Regions from separate parts of the Homo sapiens genome. Here regions 2, 3 and 4 are each linked to region 1. The links are chromatin contacts, found by Hi-C or POLR2A ChIA-PET in ENCODE. All regions are on one chromosome and are shown on one strand. Each heading gives the region's core, a stretch centred on a gene start or an enhancer-like site at or near the end of the contact. The rest is flanking DNA. Distances are from core to core; before and after follow the strand shown. Region 1 holds the start of RPS13 (ribosomal protein S13). Region 2 holds the start of COPB1 (coat protein complex I subunit beta 1). Region 3 holds the start of CYP2R1 (cytochrome P450 family 2 subfamily R member 1). Region 4 holds the start of E2F8 (E2F transcription factor 8).

Region 1 (3,443 bases), core at 402-2,901:
TATTTTCTTTTGATGTGTCATACCTCCAATTAGACTACAAGCTCCAGGAGTACAGATATTTTGCACCCCCCTCCCCCTTTTAAGAGGTGGGATCAGGTGGTGTGGCTCACGCCTGTAATCCCAGCACTTTGGGAGGCCGAGGCAGTGGATCATCTGAGGTCAGGAGTCTGAGACCAGCCTGGCCAACATGGTGAAACCTCGTCTCTACTAAAAATACAAAAATTAGCCGGGCGTGGTGGTGCGGCCTGTAGTCTCAGCTACTCCAGAGGCAGAGGCAGGAGAATTGCTTGCTTGAACCCAGGAGGCGGAGGTTGCAGTGAGCCGAGATCATACCACTGCACTCCAGCCTGGGTGACAAAGTGAGAATCGGTCTCAAACAAAAACACACAAATTAGCTGGGCCTGCTGGCGGGCGCCTGTAATCCCACCTATTCGGGAGGCTGAGGCAGGAGAATCGCTTGAATCCAGGAGGTGGAGGTTGCAGTGAGCTGAGATCGCGCCACTGCACTCCAGACTGGGCGACAAGAGCAAGACTGTCTCAAAAAAAAAAAAAAAAAGAGGTGGGGTCTCTCTGTCACCCAGGAGTGCAGTGGCTTCATCATAGCTCACTGCAGCCTGGGACTTCTAGGCTCTGGTGATCCTCTCACCTCTGCATCCCAAGTATCTGGGACTACAGGCACATTGCGGCTGGCTTTTTTGGGCGGGGGAGTCGGAGAGTAGTATGTTCTCAGGCCCCAGAACCATGTTCAGCACATAGAAGGTAAACATTTGCTGAATGAAGCCACTTGCACGAAGTCACACGCAGCTGAGATTCAAACCACACCTAACTGTGAGGAACTGTGTCAGGCACTCTGCTTAGCCAATTCCAACTCCTCCACTTGACAGCTGTGTGATTTGGGGCTGGTTAGTATCCAGCGGCAGTGTGCCTCTGCTTCCTCAACTGTAAACTGGGGTGAAAGCCATGAAGATTTATTTCAAAGTATTGTGGTCAGAATTAAACGAAATCAGTACATGTGAAGTGCTTACAATGATGCCTCTAGCACGGTGGCGAGACCAGAGTTTTGGCTATTTTTAAAATAACTTTACCACCTACTAGATCCTACAAGTCACACGAGGACAGGCGAAATAGGCTATGTTAGACACAAACACTCACCGATCTGTGAAGGAGTAAGGCCCTTCTTGGCCAGTTTGTAAATCTGCTCCTTCACGTCGTCAGATGTCAACTTCAACCACTGTTATGGAATAGAAAGCAGCCTTAGGATGAGAACCCAGGAATGGCGCCGCAGAACAGCGGTCTCTCCTTCCGCAAAACCGCGCTCCTCATACACGCAAGTTCCTCACCCTGGCGTCGCTTCACCCGAGACAAATGCCAACCCCCTCCCCGGATTCTCCCCGGTCCCAGCGCGCTACTTACAGTGGGGACGCTGCGTCGATAGGGTAAAGCCGACTGGGACAGGCCCTTCCTGGGGAGAGAAGCAGTCTCGAGGTGAGGTGGCGGCTAGTGCCAGAGCAGCCCAGAACATCATCCCCTCGGCCCGCTGCCCACACTCCCTGTCTTCCTCCCACCCCCCGCCCAGCAATCCGGCTTGATGCCCCGAGCTCACCCGGGAGCATGCATGCGACCCATGATGGCGGCGATCAGGCAACGAAAGGAGAGCGAGAGTGGAAACGCCGCAGGAAGCCACCCAACACGCAGGAAGTGACCTCACACGTCCCCGCTTCCTCTCACGCAGGAGGCGGAGCTACGCTGCGCAGCCACCGCCCGTCTGTGTGACTACATCTCCCGAAATGCATTTCAGCGTCGCAAGAGATCGTCAATCCAGCCTCATCCCGGCATGCATCGGTCTTTGGTCAGCCTTGTTGCCAGAGCGGGAATTTGAGGCTGACGCCAGCTTGCGTCGAAATTCCCTGTGGACGCCGAGATCACAAAGATTCGAATGCTGCGCTGGGGGTGGGTATGGAGCAGGTAGGGCTGGAAGAAGCAGCCATACACAGGTGTTTGCTCATTCACCAGTGCCTGGCTTTGTCCTGGCACTAGATCCCTCAGAGTCGGCCCTGCGCCTAATAAATTAACAGATACAATAGCATGTGATGAGGACCACACGGGAAGCCATGGCAGCGGCTACCGCCCAGCCAGCGCTTCCATTTCTCATTTCTAAATCCTACCCTAATCTGTCAGGGGAGAGTCGCTGACGGTGAAGAACCGGTCTAAGGAGTTGAACCAGGTCCCCACGGATGCCTGCCGCCCTCCGCACTCGAATTCCCCTGCGCAGGGCTCTGGGGCGCTGGGCTCGCCGGGGAGAAGGGTTGGGCAGAGGCTTACGGAGCTATGTTCCCAAGTGAGAGAGTTGGCGGGCAGGGAAGAGCCTTGGGAGCAAGACTGCAAAGGCCAAGAGGATGAGGGATAAAATGAAGCATTTGAATTTCATGGGAAAAGGGAACCGTCAAGGAAGAAGCTTTTTTTTTTTTTTGAGACGGAGTTTCGCTCTTGATTCGCAGGCTGGAGTGCAATGGCGCGATCTCGGCTTGCCGCACCCTCCGCCTCCCGGCTTCAAGCGATTCTCCTGCCTCAGCCTCCTGAATAGCTGGGATCACAGGCATGCGCCACCACTTCCAGCTAATTTTGTATTTTTAGTAGAGACGGGTTTTTCCATGTTGGTCAGGCTGGTCTTAAATTCCCGACCTCAGGTGATCCGCCCGCCTCGGCCTCCCAAAGTGCTGGGATTACAGGCGTGAGCCACCGCGCCTGGCCGGAAGAAGCTCTTTTAAGACAGACCTAGCCTGGGCAACATGGCGAAACCCCCTCTCTATAAATACAAAGAATTAGCCGGGCGTGCTCGCTCGTGCCTTTGGTTCCAGCTACGAAGGAGGCTGAGGTGGAGAATCTCTGGAGCCGGGAAGGACATTGCGGTGAGCCGAGATAGCACCACTGCGCGCCAGCCTGGGCAACAGAGCAAGACTCTGTCTTAAAAAAAAAAAAAAAAAAGGAAAGAAAGAAAAAGACTGACTCAGTGCCGGTACACAACAATGCGTTGAAAGAATGGGCAAATGAAGCAGCTTCTTAAAATTTTAAAAAGTAAGCATAGCTCTAGGAAGGAGGGAGGTCAGTGAAATCAAACTCCTGTCGACAAGCTTAAAGTAACTGGCAAGACGCTGGGAAACTAGATACTGAAACATCCGCTCTTAACTTTTAACCTGTCACTATTTGAAATAAAGTTATCAGGGATAGCCGGGCGCGGTGGCTCACGCCTGTAATCCCAGCACTTTGGGAGGCTGAGGCGGGCGGATCACGAGATCAAGAGATCGAGACCATCCTGGCTAACACGGTGAAACCCCGTCTCTACTAAAAATACAAAAAAATTAGACGGGCGTGGTGGCGGGCGCCTGTAGTCCCAGCTACTCAGGAGGCTGAGGCAGGAGAATGGCGTGAACCCGGGAGGCGGA
Region 2 (3,443 bases), core at 654-3,153, 2.6 Mb before region 1:
GGAGGTCATTATGTTACATGAAATAAGTCAGGCATAGAAAGACAAACTTCACATGTTCTCACTTATTTGTGGAAGCTAAAAATCAAAACAAACTCACGGAGACAGAGTAAAAGGATGGTTATCAGAGGTGGGAAGGGTAGTGGTAGGGAAGTGGAGATGGTTAATGGGTACAGAAAAAATGAGTTAGACCCGATATTTGATAGCACACAGGGTAACTACAGTCAATAATAATTTAATTGGACATTTAAAAATAACTGAAAGTGTAACTGGATTGTCACACAGAAGACAAATGCTTGAAGGGATGGATACTCCATTTTTCCATGTGATAATTATGTATTGCATGCCTGTATCAAAGCATTTCATGTACCCCATAAATATATACATCTACTGTGTACCCCCAAAAATTAAACATTACAAAAAGTTCAGAAATATAGTTGTTTTCTTATTTGCAAAAATGCATAAAAAATGAAAAGGTAAACTTTTCTGGAAAATACATGTTTATTCCAGTGTTCACCTAATTGTTTGGGTGGGTAATCCAAAGAACAAAGTTCTTTTGGTTTTACAAGCTAAGTAACATGAAGTTAAGTGCACGATGGAATTAAGATATTCCAATACACATCCTCAACCTGTTGCCTAGAGAAAATAATCAGCCACATTAATATATTGAAGTCTACAAAAATTATGACATTTTGAGGAATATCTAAACTATTACAATTTCTTTAGGTTTACTAAGATAAACTGAGATGTTCTATTTCAAACAACCAATATTTAAAGAAGTTCGCATTTTTAATAAAAGGTCTATCGAAGAGATCCTAGAAAAACTTTAGACAAAAATTAAGCATTTCTAATTATAAAGGAATATGAAATATGAGTTTTTTATTTTTGTTTTTTCTTTTTTCATTTCATTCTCAAAATAATATCGAAGTTTACCTAGATCATTTTTTAAGCTAATTTCAGATGGTGGTTCTGAATCCATTGGCACGTTAATTAACGTGTAGCATACGTTCTCAGCCGCCGTCATGGTTTCTGGTTATATTATAACCAATCCTTGACACAAGATTTAAGGATGCCAGAAAATCTAGAAAAATAAACACAGACATATCATTACAAATTAAAAAAAAAAAACCCACAAACAAGTACCTATAGTGACCTTTTAAAGTATTAGAAAGGGCAGGTCAATCTATATCGTGTTCCCATAAAAATAAATTCTAGTAAAAACCACATTATCAGCTCTGGCATAAGGTATATTATCTATCACTCCCTCATCGCATCCCGGTCCAGTGTTTGAGAATGCTGTATAGCCGAATGAAGGCCCACAGAACAGTGACAGTCCCCCCAGCCACACCCCACAATGTTATGGACCGTATGGTTTTTACACAACACACAATCTGCATGCTCAAGTTAAGAGACCTTGTGCCTGAATACTCTGCCAAAACCCTAAAGCGCTTTATCGCGGTCCTTGGTGGGTTCCGACTCTATGTCCGCGGGTCCCTTAATCAACGCGCTGCACCCCCACCTCGCCCCACCCGCTTCCTCCTCCCCTTCCTCCAGCAAAGCAGCCCTAGGCCTGAAAGGGTACGCCTAGGGGTCTTGGGAGGGAAAAGACCCCCGGCCAATACAAAGGACGGGATGGAGCGTCCGACCCGGAGCTTCCTAGCCCTCCGCCCCCACCCCGACCCGCACCCCCACCCGTACCCCCACCCGGTCCCTTCTGCCAGGCCCAGACGCAAGCGGCCTAGTCGCTCCCCTTCCGCATCTTCCAGCTAGAAAGCCAGTTCTTCCGACTCTGCCCGACCCACCACGCCTCTGGGACTGGGGGCTTGTGGCCCACTACCAGGCTCCGAGGGGCAGTGGTTTGGTGCAGCCGCGGATCCGTCTACTGCGGCTCCGTCTACTCCGGCTATGAACCGCAGCAGCGGCGGCGGCGGCTCCAGAGTCCTTGGCTGACGTGGAAGGGGGTGGGGTAACGACCGAAGCCACAGCCACCTAGCACCTACGGCGACTCAGAGAGGACATGCTTTCTTTGTGCAGCGCTTGCGCGCTGCAAGTATATCCTATTTTCTTCCTCTTCTCTTGTCCAGGGTTTGATTAGGCCGCAGAGCAATGAAACCACGTATTTTCTAGTTTTCCCTGCAAGCCAAGCTCTGAGTTAAGCACTATGCTAATTTAAACGCTAACTGGAAATCGTTCCTTCTTCAGGAACAGTCAAGGGGAGAAAGTGCTTGGAGAGAGGGAAACTTTTACAGGGCTCTGTTCCCGTGAAAAAGAGCTCTGGACTAGAAAGTGGAAACCCAGTAATCCTTTTTCTTGTCCACACCCTAATAAACTGGGAAAGTAACTAATACTATTGGGAAGGTAATTCAGTTATTTTATTAATTATCACTAGATTAAAATCCATTTCAGTTCTTAACATCGCTAGTAGTTTGAATCTGCCTCTCTGCAGGTAGGGCTGGAGTTATTTGAAAATCCAAAGTCACATTGGTATAATTTCTGCTTTTTATTTAATAATGGCCTCTTTCCGTGATCCTTTCTGAGCACCCAGTAGATTAGAAAAAATTTTTATGCATAAAGGGAGACAGTCACTGTTTTAAAGGATTTTACGTATCTCCAAAGACCTGTTACAGCTGCAATCAGCCATAGTACTTTCGGTTTTGCCCATTTGAAGTTCCATAGCACGCCCCGCCCCTACACCTCCCTCTGCCCACAAAAGGGTTTTATGGCCAATTATTAATAACAAAATATCTTAAAGCTTAAGCAAAATACTGCGAATAAAAACAGATCTGACGGCAACTGCCCTAGTTAACAGGTTCATCTCAGGAAGATGGAACACCAATAGTACCTCATTTATGTAGGATCTAGCTCTTTTGAGCTTTCTCTTTTTAGAACCATCAAGCAATCTACAAATTCTTTGAGCACCCAAAATTGTATTCAAAGGCCATGTGTTGACAGCACTTTAAGAGTGCCTCTCTGATTCTGTGCATTCATTTTTTTTAATATTTAATCTTAATGGTAGAGTGACATGAATACAGAGATCCCATATACTCTTTACCTAGTTTCTCCCAATGGTAACATCTTGCATAGTTATAGTACAATATCAATTTCAGGAAATTGACAGACATAATTCACCCAGCCTTGTTCAGACTTCACTAGTTTTACATGTACTCGTTTTTATATTCACTTGTAGACAATTTTATCATGCTTATATGTGTGTAATCACCAACACAGTCGAGACAGAACAGTTCTATCACAAGGATTCTCATGCTGTCCTTTGATAGCCATAGCCACCTCCCACACTAACCTGTGGCAACCACTAATAATTCTCTATGATTTTTATCATCTCAATGTTATATAAATGGAATTATACAATGTAATCTTTTGAGATTGGATTTTTTTACTGAGCATAATTCCCCTGAGATCAATCCCGGGTGTGTGTACAACAGTTT
Region 3 (3,443 bases), core at 403-2,902, 2.2 Mb before region 1:
CTCTGTTGCCCAGGCTGGAGTGCAGTGGCGCGATCTCGGCTCACTGAAAGCTCCGCCTCCCGGGTTCACGCCATTCTCCTGCCTCAGCCTCCCGAATAGCTGGGACTACAGGTGCCCGCCACCACGCCCGGCTAATTTTTTGTATTCTTTTAGTAGAGATGGGGTTTCACCGTGTTAGCCACGACGGTCTCGATCTCCTGATTTCGTGATCCGCCCGCCTCGGCCTCCTAAAGTGCTGGGATTATAGGCGTGAGCCACCGCGCCCGGGCACCTAGACCAATCCTTGTAAAAATTGGTTTAAGTAAGGATTTAAGGTCAAACCTGAAATACCACAGTTGCCAAACATCCCTGTACTTTTCCTTCAAAACACTGACCACAGCCTGTGGCCGATAATGAGATTAGTTTTCTCTCTCCCACTCATCTGCCAACTCCTTAAAAGGCTGTATCTGCCTTCTTCACCGCTAGCGTCAGGCCTGTAGTTGCATATAAATAAGTGTAATTCAAAACAAAACAGGTGAGCTCTGTCCCAGGACCCGTGGAAACTCCTGCCCCCTCCGGACGTCGGGACACCCACACACAAGCGGTGGTCGCCTTTTCCGCTGCCAGTCACAGGGCATTTCCGTGCTGCTTTCCCCTCCGCAGAATGAGGAGGAGCGAAGTACCGACCTCACCGGCTGGTTATGAGTTTTAAATGAGTCACCAAGTTGGCAGTGACAGTGGCACACAGAAGGCGCCTTTTAAGTATCTGCTAAGGTGCCGTTCCCAGCCAGTCAGAACGGCATTACCATCTGCGCTGTAGGACCCCCGCAGCGGATTTTAGTCATCAATTCATTCACGCGTTCACAATCGTTTCCCAGGGCCCGCTTCTCAGTCAGGGGCGTTCCCCTGCATTCTCCATTCTCACAGCAAACGCCTACACCAGTCGTTCGTCGACTGCAGACACCGAAGAACCTGCTATTAACCATCTAGAACTCAGAACGCCTTGATTTTCCGACAAGCCGCGTGCAGCTTCCACAGAGCTGCGAGGCCGACTCGCAAGACGCCCGCACCTGAGGGCATGCGTCCACCCTGGACCTGAAGTGGCGGCGCGGCTGGCGAGCCAAACGGCGCAGGCGCAGGAGCAAGAGCTCGAGCGGTAGCGGGAAAATCAGGACTGGATCGCCTCGGAGCCTCGGCCCGGAGTGGGTCACCGGCAGGGGCGGGGCTCCCCCTGCAAGGGGGCACGGCGTCGAGGACTTCTCCCTTCCAGACCCGGGAAGCGGGTGTCCCTCAAAGGGCAGCCGGCACACGGAGAGGTCCCGACTAGTCGGCCCAGGGGCGGCCATAAGTCCAACCAGGAAGGCCCTGGCCAGCCCGGGCCAGCCTGGCGGCCCTCCCTGCCCGGGGCCCGTCGGGGCTGTACCTCTCCGTACACCTGGCTCTGCTTTCTCATGTAGACATGGGGAAGCTCGGATGAGGCTGCCAGGGAATAGATGTTGCCGATAAATGGCAGCCCCGGCGGCCCCGGGGGGAAGCCCATCGGCCGCCTCTGCTTCAGCAGCTGGCGGACCCCTAGCGCGAAGAGCAGCAGGAAGAGCGCGCCGCCGAGCGCCGCCGCGCCCTCTTCAGCTCTCCAAAGCTTCCACATCGGCCCGAGCTGGAGGTGCGAACTCCACAGCAGCCCTGAGACCCAGGCACTCCCTCCAGCCCTGCCATACTCCCATTGGCAGGATACCCTCAGGTCCCGCCCTAGCTCCGTGGCCATTGGCTGACTGAGTGAGCGCTCAGGCCCCTTCGGGACAACTACCTTCTAGTTTTGCGCGGCTGAGAGTGGACTTTGCGGAGCGGGTGGCCGGTGCTACCCTTTGGAGGTGGCGCGGCTCTAGGCGGAGCAATGAGCCAGGAGTCCGTTTTCTAGAATGTTGACACAAGGGCATTGACGAGGTGTCAGGACGGCCTCACTCACTGGGCTAGGCGGATCCTGCCTCTCTGGGGCCAGACCTTTCTTAAAGTGTCTTTTTAAGTACCAGGTCTGCTTATTTCATTTCACACTAGGAAAACTGGAGAGATGATCAACACTGCAGTCTTTAGCTGAACCTGATACTTTTCAGAATTTCCAGTAGAAAATTGACCCATCAGTAGTAAAAGAAAGTAATTTTACTGTTTTGTCCTGTTTTACTATTTTTCTCCTGTTAATGTATTTTTGTGTGTGATCTTTTAATAATTGTGATGATTGAGCAGTTTATGTGATTAACTCAGTTTACCTATATTTGACCCCTCTCTGGTCTTTCCAAACTGATTACTTATTGGCAATCACGGGACTCTTGTCTGCACTTGTTCACGGAGAGTATTTACTATTCAAGATTTCTGCCTCCACTGCCTGGAATTAAGCAACTGATTTCATATTATTCTTGCTAATTGTTTTTATTCCTGTTTTCTATTGGGCAGTTCCTTGCAATACAGGACTTACTGGGTTTGGGACTCTTCTAACAGCTGCCCTCTAATTGTGATTTAGCAGTGGCATGAGTTTTATGGTCCTCATTAGCTTACGACTCATTCACACAACAAATATTTATTGAATGTCTACTATGTTCCCATGTCCTAAGCAATGGAGATACATAGGTGAATAAGAGCAACAAAGTCCTTTCTATAACTTACATTCTTATGAGAGGGAAGAGCAATGACATGGAAATACAATAATTTTCAATAATCAGAAGCAAACAAAAAGTGCGTTATAGAAAACGCCTGGTGGTTGGGGAGATACTTTAGCAGGCAAGGGCTGTCAAGGAAAGTCTTATTAGGAAGATGACATTGGAGCTGAGATCAACTGCTAAAGAAGTGTATTTGTTTCCTACTACTGTTGTAATAAATTACCACCAATCTGATGGCTTAAAACCACACAAATTTATTTTCTTACAATTCTTGAGGTGAGAAGTCCAAAATGAGTCTTCCAGGGCTGACAGAGAGGTGTTAGTGGGGCTTCATTCTTTCTAGAGACTGTAGGAGAGATTCTATTTCCTTGTCTTTTTCAGCTTCTAGAGGCTGCCCACATTCCTTGGCTTTCGTCCCCATTCCTTCCTCTTCAAGGCCATTAATGTCAGTTTGAATCCTTCCAACATCGCTGTCTCTCTGATTATCTCTCTTCTACTTCCTTCTTCCACTTATAAGGATCGTTGTGATTATATTGGGCCCACCTGGATAATCCCAACTCAAAGATCAGCTGATTAGCCCTTTAATTCCATCTGCAACCTTAATTCTTCTTGCCATGAAACCTAACATATTCACAGTTCTAGGGATTAGTATGTGGACCTATTGGGGGAGGGGAGCATTATTCTGCCTACTATAGAAGAGAAATTTGAGGCAGATATGGGGGAAAATATTCCAAACAGAGGAAATATCAAGGGCAAAGGCTTCATATACTAAGCAAACCTTGTCCTCTGAGAGTGTTTCCAATTTCTCTCCAT
Region 4 (3,443 bases), core at 238-2,737, 2.2 Mb after region 1:
ACTTTTTTAAACCTATTAGTAGTTGGACACCCCCCACAGACAATTCTTTTGTAATTTTACAAAATGTTTGCCCCCTAAACAGAGCATTTTGCAGACCCCATAAATAAGCTGCCAATTTGGTAAAAAATTATCTTAAAAAGAAATTCAGTCTCCAAACATGTCAAATGCCCTTTCTGAATTCCAAGTTGTTCAAGAATCCTCAGAAATGTTGTAATGAAACTAACGAATTTTTGAAGAGGGGTAGGTTTGCCCCTTTACACTCTTTCTAGTTTTTAATGATTTGGTAGCTGTCTCAGACATAAAGAGAGAAAAGGTATTTTTAAGAATAATAAAATTTGTTAGTTTCATTACAACATTTCTGAGGATTCTTGAACAACTGGAATTCAGAAAGGGCATTTGACATGATTGGAGACTGAATTTCTTTTTAAGATAATTTTCATTTTTTAAACTATATTAATTAAATTAGTATATATTTTAAACTATATATTTTTGAAACTATAAGATAAGGTTCATTTTTTCCAGGTCTTTACAGAGGCTAACCAAGGTTGTGGCATTAAGAAAACACATTGGATAGGGAAAAATTATGGAGTTAAATCAGGATGATACTGAATTTAAAATTGCAATGATGAATACTGAAGTTATAAAGTACCTTTTCGTTCTCCATTCTGTAAATTCCTCATACATTTAGAGTTTAAAAATGAAAAATCTGGAGTTCCTCCCCAAATCCCGATGGTTCAAGTAGTCCAATCAATTGTACTAAAAGTTTTAATATCCTTAAAGAAAAAAGGAAATAGAAAAAGTTAGAGAAAAACAAGAACCAAAAGATCTGTTGAAAATTCCTTCACGGACAAGAGGCTACGGAAACAAAGCCTAACGAAAAATGACAAACTAGATTTACATTTTATTCTCGACCAGAGATCGCCCCACTGAGCGGAGAACGCCAACAAATGCCAGTAAATTCCTTCAGCAAACGGATCGGCGGTCCTAAGACTTCAAGCAACCCACGGAATTTCTAGTGACAGCCCTCTCCCATCTGTAGAAAAGGCGAGCCATTCTCCGGACCCCAGCGAATACTTTAGGAAGCACCCACCTGTTCGCAGATCAGGGCTCCGGACTAAGCGCACGAGCCCAGGTCCCAGCTGAGCGCACGCGACCCCAAGTAACTGGGTACAAGTCTGCATCTAGATGCCTGGATTTCTCCCCTTACACACACGTGCACAGGCTCAGCAGTAAAGTCGTGGGAGGTCGCTTGACAGGAAAGTTCCAAATTCAGTCCCAAAGCTCCAAGTATGCAGTTGGGCATTTAAAGAGTCTTATAATTAAGACTTTTTTTTTAAATTTAAAAAAGGGCTTCCTTAAAGATACAAAGCACTATTTACTCCCTGTTCGGGTGGCCAGTTCACACCACGGCGTTAGACTCCACCTTGGAAGGCTGTATTTGCCCAATAAGGCAAGCAGGTACTGTCCCCCGGCCGCCACTCGCTCAGTGCACTTCCCCCAACTTTCGGCCAAAGGCCCCTCCCCCAGGCCCTGTCCGCCCGCCGCAGTCCCGACAGTTCCCGGACAGCATCATCGTGGTTTCCAGGACAACAATTCCCGACCAATCAGAGGGCCGGAAGCGGGCCTGCGATTGGCCGACGGCGCCAGGGGCGGGGCCGGACCTTCCGCCTTCGATTTAAAAATTTGGCGCGGAAAGTCGGACCGTGGCCGGCGCCTCCCCTTAGCTGCGCGGGGCCTGAGCGCGGGCAAACCCGCGCCCGGAACCACGGCAACCCCGCCCCTCCCCCTCGTTCGCCCCCGCCCCTCTGCGCGGGAGCTCAGCTCCTCCCTCACGGCCCCCGGCGAAGCGGGAGGCGGGAAACGGCCGCCGCCGCCGCCGCCGCCACCCTCCCGAGCCCTCTCCCGGTGCCGTGTCGCCCGGGCGCCGCGCCCCTCTGCGTCCCGCTGACCTGTCAGTCCACCTCACGGCGGGAGCCGGCGGGGGCTGAGCCGGGACTCGTCAGCACCGCTGCCCCTCTCAGGCCCGGGAGCCCGCGTACCTGGCAGTCAGTCTTTCCGCAGCGCCGAGGTGGGTGCCGGAGAGAGACGCCGGGACCGGGACTGGCGGGCCGGCTGGCGGGCAGAGGGAGCGTGACCGTCCAGGAGCAGCCAAGCCCCCGATTTGAAATTAACCCGCTCCCGGCGCGAGCCGATACCGCGGGCGGGGAGGGCCGCTCCCCTCCCCCACGCCCGCTCGCCCCGGCCCCGGCCCCCGAGCGCCAATCCGAGCCTCCCGACCGTAGCCGCCGGCGAATCGGTGCAGGCACCGCCCTCCACTCCCGCCTCTACGGCAGAGTTGGGGGAAAAGTTCAGCAACTTTTTTTTCCTTTTTTTTTTTTTTTGCATACACCCCCTCCCCTTGCTCAAAGTTGGGGAATAAAATTTGGCCCGTCCGGGGCTCGCGGGCTGGGCCGCAGGCGCCCTGCGATTCCCCGCTTGGGGCTATCTCACCCCTGCCCAGCCCCAGGCCGGCTCACCTGCCCTCGGACTCCAGCCGGACCTCTCCCCCTTGCACCCCTGGCATGCATGATTGTGCTGCCCACCGTCTGCCCCGTGCCTCGCAGAAACTGGCGCGAGGAGGGAGAAGCTTGGCTACTGGTGCCTAAGCTCCGTGGGCTCTGGGCCTTGGCCCAGCGGTGAGAACTCAGGTGTAGGAGGAAGAGGAGGAAGGCGGAAAACCCTCCAACCCTGTCCTCGCCGTCTTTCCTCAGGGTCTCCCACCCACTCCTCCCTTTCTCTTCCCTGTTGTCTTTCCCTCTTTTTCCGGTCTCCGAGCCTCAGGCAGCTTTAGCCTGGTTCCCTGTAGAGCCCTAGCAGGGTCGGGGAGACACTTCGATCCTTCGTCCTCACTTTGCAGAACGGGACACCGAGGCCCGGGGCGGCGGCGCTGCCTCGGCTGCACCTGGATCATTTGCGCCCGCGTTGGCTCCCTTTGCTCTCCTCTGCCTTAGACTTTTCTGCGGACTGGTGCTGAGTGTTGCCCAACCGCGCCGAGATCTGGGCGCCGGTCTCTCGATCTGGACTCGGTTTGGCTCGTCCTCCTCTGTAATCGCGTGTCTTTAGGCTCCAGCAGGGCCCGGGGCCACACTTCCCCACTCCCACCGCTAACTTGGGGATCAGTGACTCTCCCATTGCTGACTAGCAGGGCGAGGCATTTTTATTTTCTGCGAAACGCGATGAGGGCGGGGATGCTATGATATTGAGGCTGGGGTCGCAGCGCAGCAGCTGCCGGCCATAGGGCCAGGGGTCTCCGTGGCGAGCGAAGGCTCATCTCCCCGCGGAACGCGACCGCAGGCTTGCGGTGTGGCCGCCCTGGAATGTTGGCGCCGTCGTGTCCCTGTCCCCCTTTCGTCGCCAGCTGAGGTGCAGGTCTTGCTCAAGAAGGCGCTTCGACCTGAAAGCAG

What was found. A loop is a pair of places that touch in the nucleus more often than their neighbours do. ChIA-PET counts read pairs that join two places held with the same protein, here RNA polymerase II (POLR2A). Pooled maps may share reads with other maps.
Region 2: a loop to region 1 is called in a map of posterior cingulate gyrus, with 10 times the contacts of the local background. The contact joins the promoter of COPB1 here to the promoter of RPS13 in region 1. A Hi-C loop is called at or near these places in 1 of 168 maps with a recorded cell type or tissue (posterior cingulate gyrus) and 5 of 50 pooled maps. POLR2A ChIA-PET finds 5 or more read pairs at or near these places in 1 of 52 experiments (activated naive CD4-positive, alpha-beta T cell).
Region 3: a map of CD4-positive, alpha-beta memory T cell shows a loop between it and region 1 (20-fold over the local background). The contact joins the promoter of CYP2R1 here to the promoter of RPS13 in region 1. A Hi-C loop is called at or near these places in 1 of 168 maps with a recorded cell type or tissue (CD4-positive, alpha-beta memory T cell) and 12 of 50 pooled maps. POLR2A ChIA-PET finds 5 or more read pairs at or near these places in 1 of 52 experiments (CD8-positive, alpha-beta memory T cell).
Region 4: a loop to region 1 is called in a map of OCI-LY7, with 11 times the contacts of the local background. The contact joins the promoter of E2F8 here to the promoter of RPS13 in region 1. A Hi-C loop is called at or near these places in 1 of 168 maps with a recorded cell type or tissue (OCI-LY7) and 11 of 50 pooled maps. POLR2A ChIA-PET finds 5 or more read pairs at or near these places in 1 of 52 experiments (OCI-LY7).

What each region holds. Positions count from the first base shown.
Region 1 is chr11:17,076,016-17,079,458 of GRCh38, forward strand. It overlaps RPS13 (ribosomal protein S13), which reads right to left and starts at 1,652. Exons shown (of 6, transcript NM_001017.3): 1 at 1,604-1,652; 2 at 1,414-1,462; 3 at 1,153-1,231. The coding sequence starts at 1,626. RefSeq lists an enhancer at 1,686-1,885.
Region 2 is chr11:14,497,908-14,501,350 of GRCh38, forward strand. COPB1 (coat protein complex I subunit beta 1) reads right to left here and starts at 1,904. Exons shown (of 22, transcript NM_001144061.2): 1 at 1,800-1,904; 2 at 931-1,078. The coding sequence starts at 1,021. RefSeq lists an enhancer at 2,026-2,125.
Region 3 is chr11:14,890,579-14,894,021 of GRCh38, forward strand. CYP2R1 (cytochrome P450 family 2 subfamily R member 1) reads right to left here and starts at 1,653. Exons shown (of 5, transcript NM_024514.5): 1 at 1,403-1,653. The coding sequence starts at 1,627. It also overlaps a transcript of PDE3B not described here. RefSeq lists a silencer at 1,161-1,400.
Region 4 is chr11:19,239,458-19,242,900 of GRCh38, forward strand. E2F8 (E2F transcription factor 8) reads right to left here and starts at 1,488. Exons shown (of 13, transcript NM_024680.4): 1 at 1,091-1,488; 2 at 650-773. The coding sequence starts at 664. All of the region lies in intron 1 of CSRP3-AS1 (CSRP3 and E2F8 antisense RNA 1), which reads left to right. RefSeq lists a silencer at 1,558-2,257 and enhancers at 2,378-2,487, 2,693-3,264, 3,265-3,443.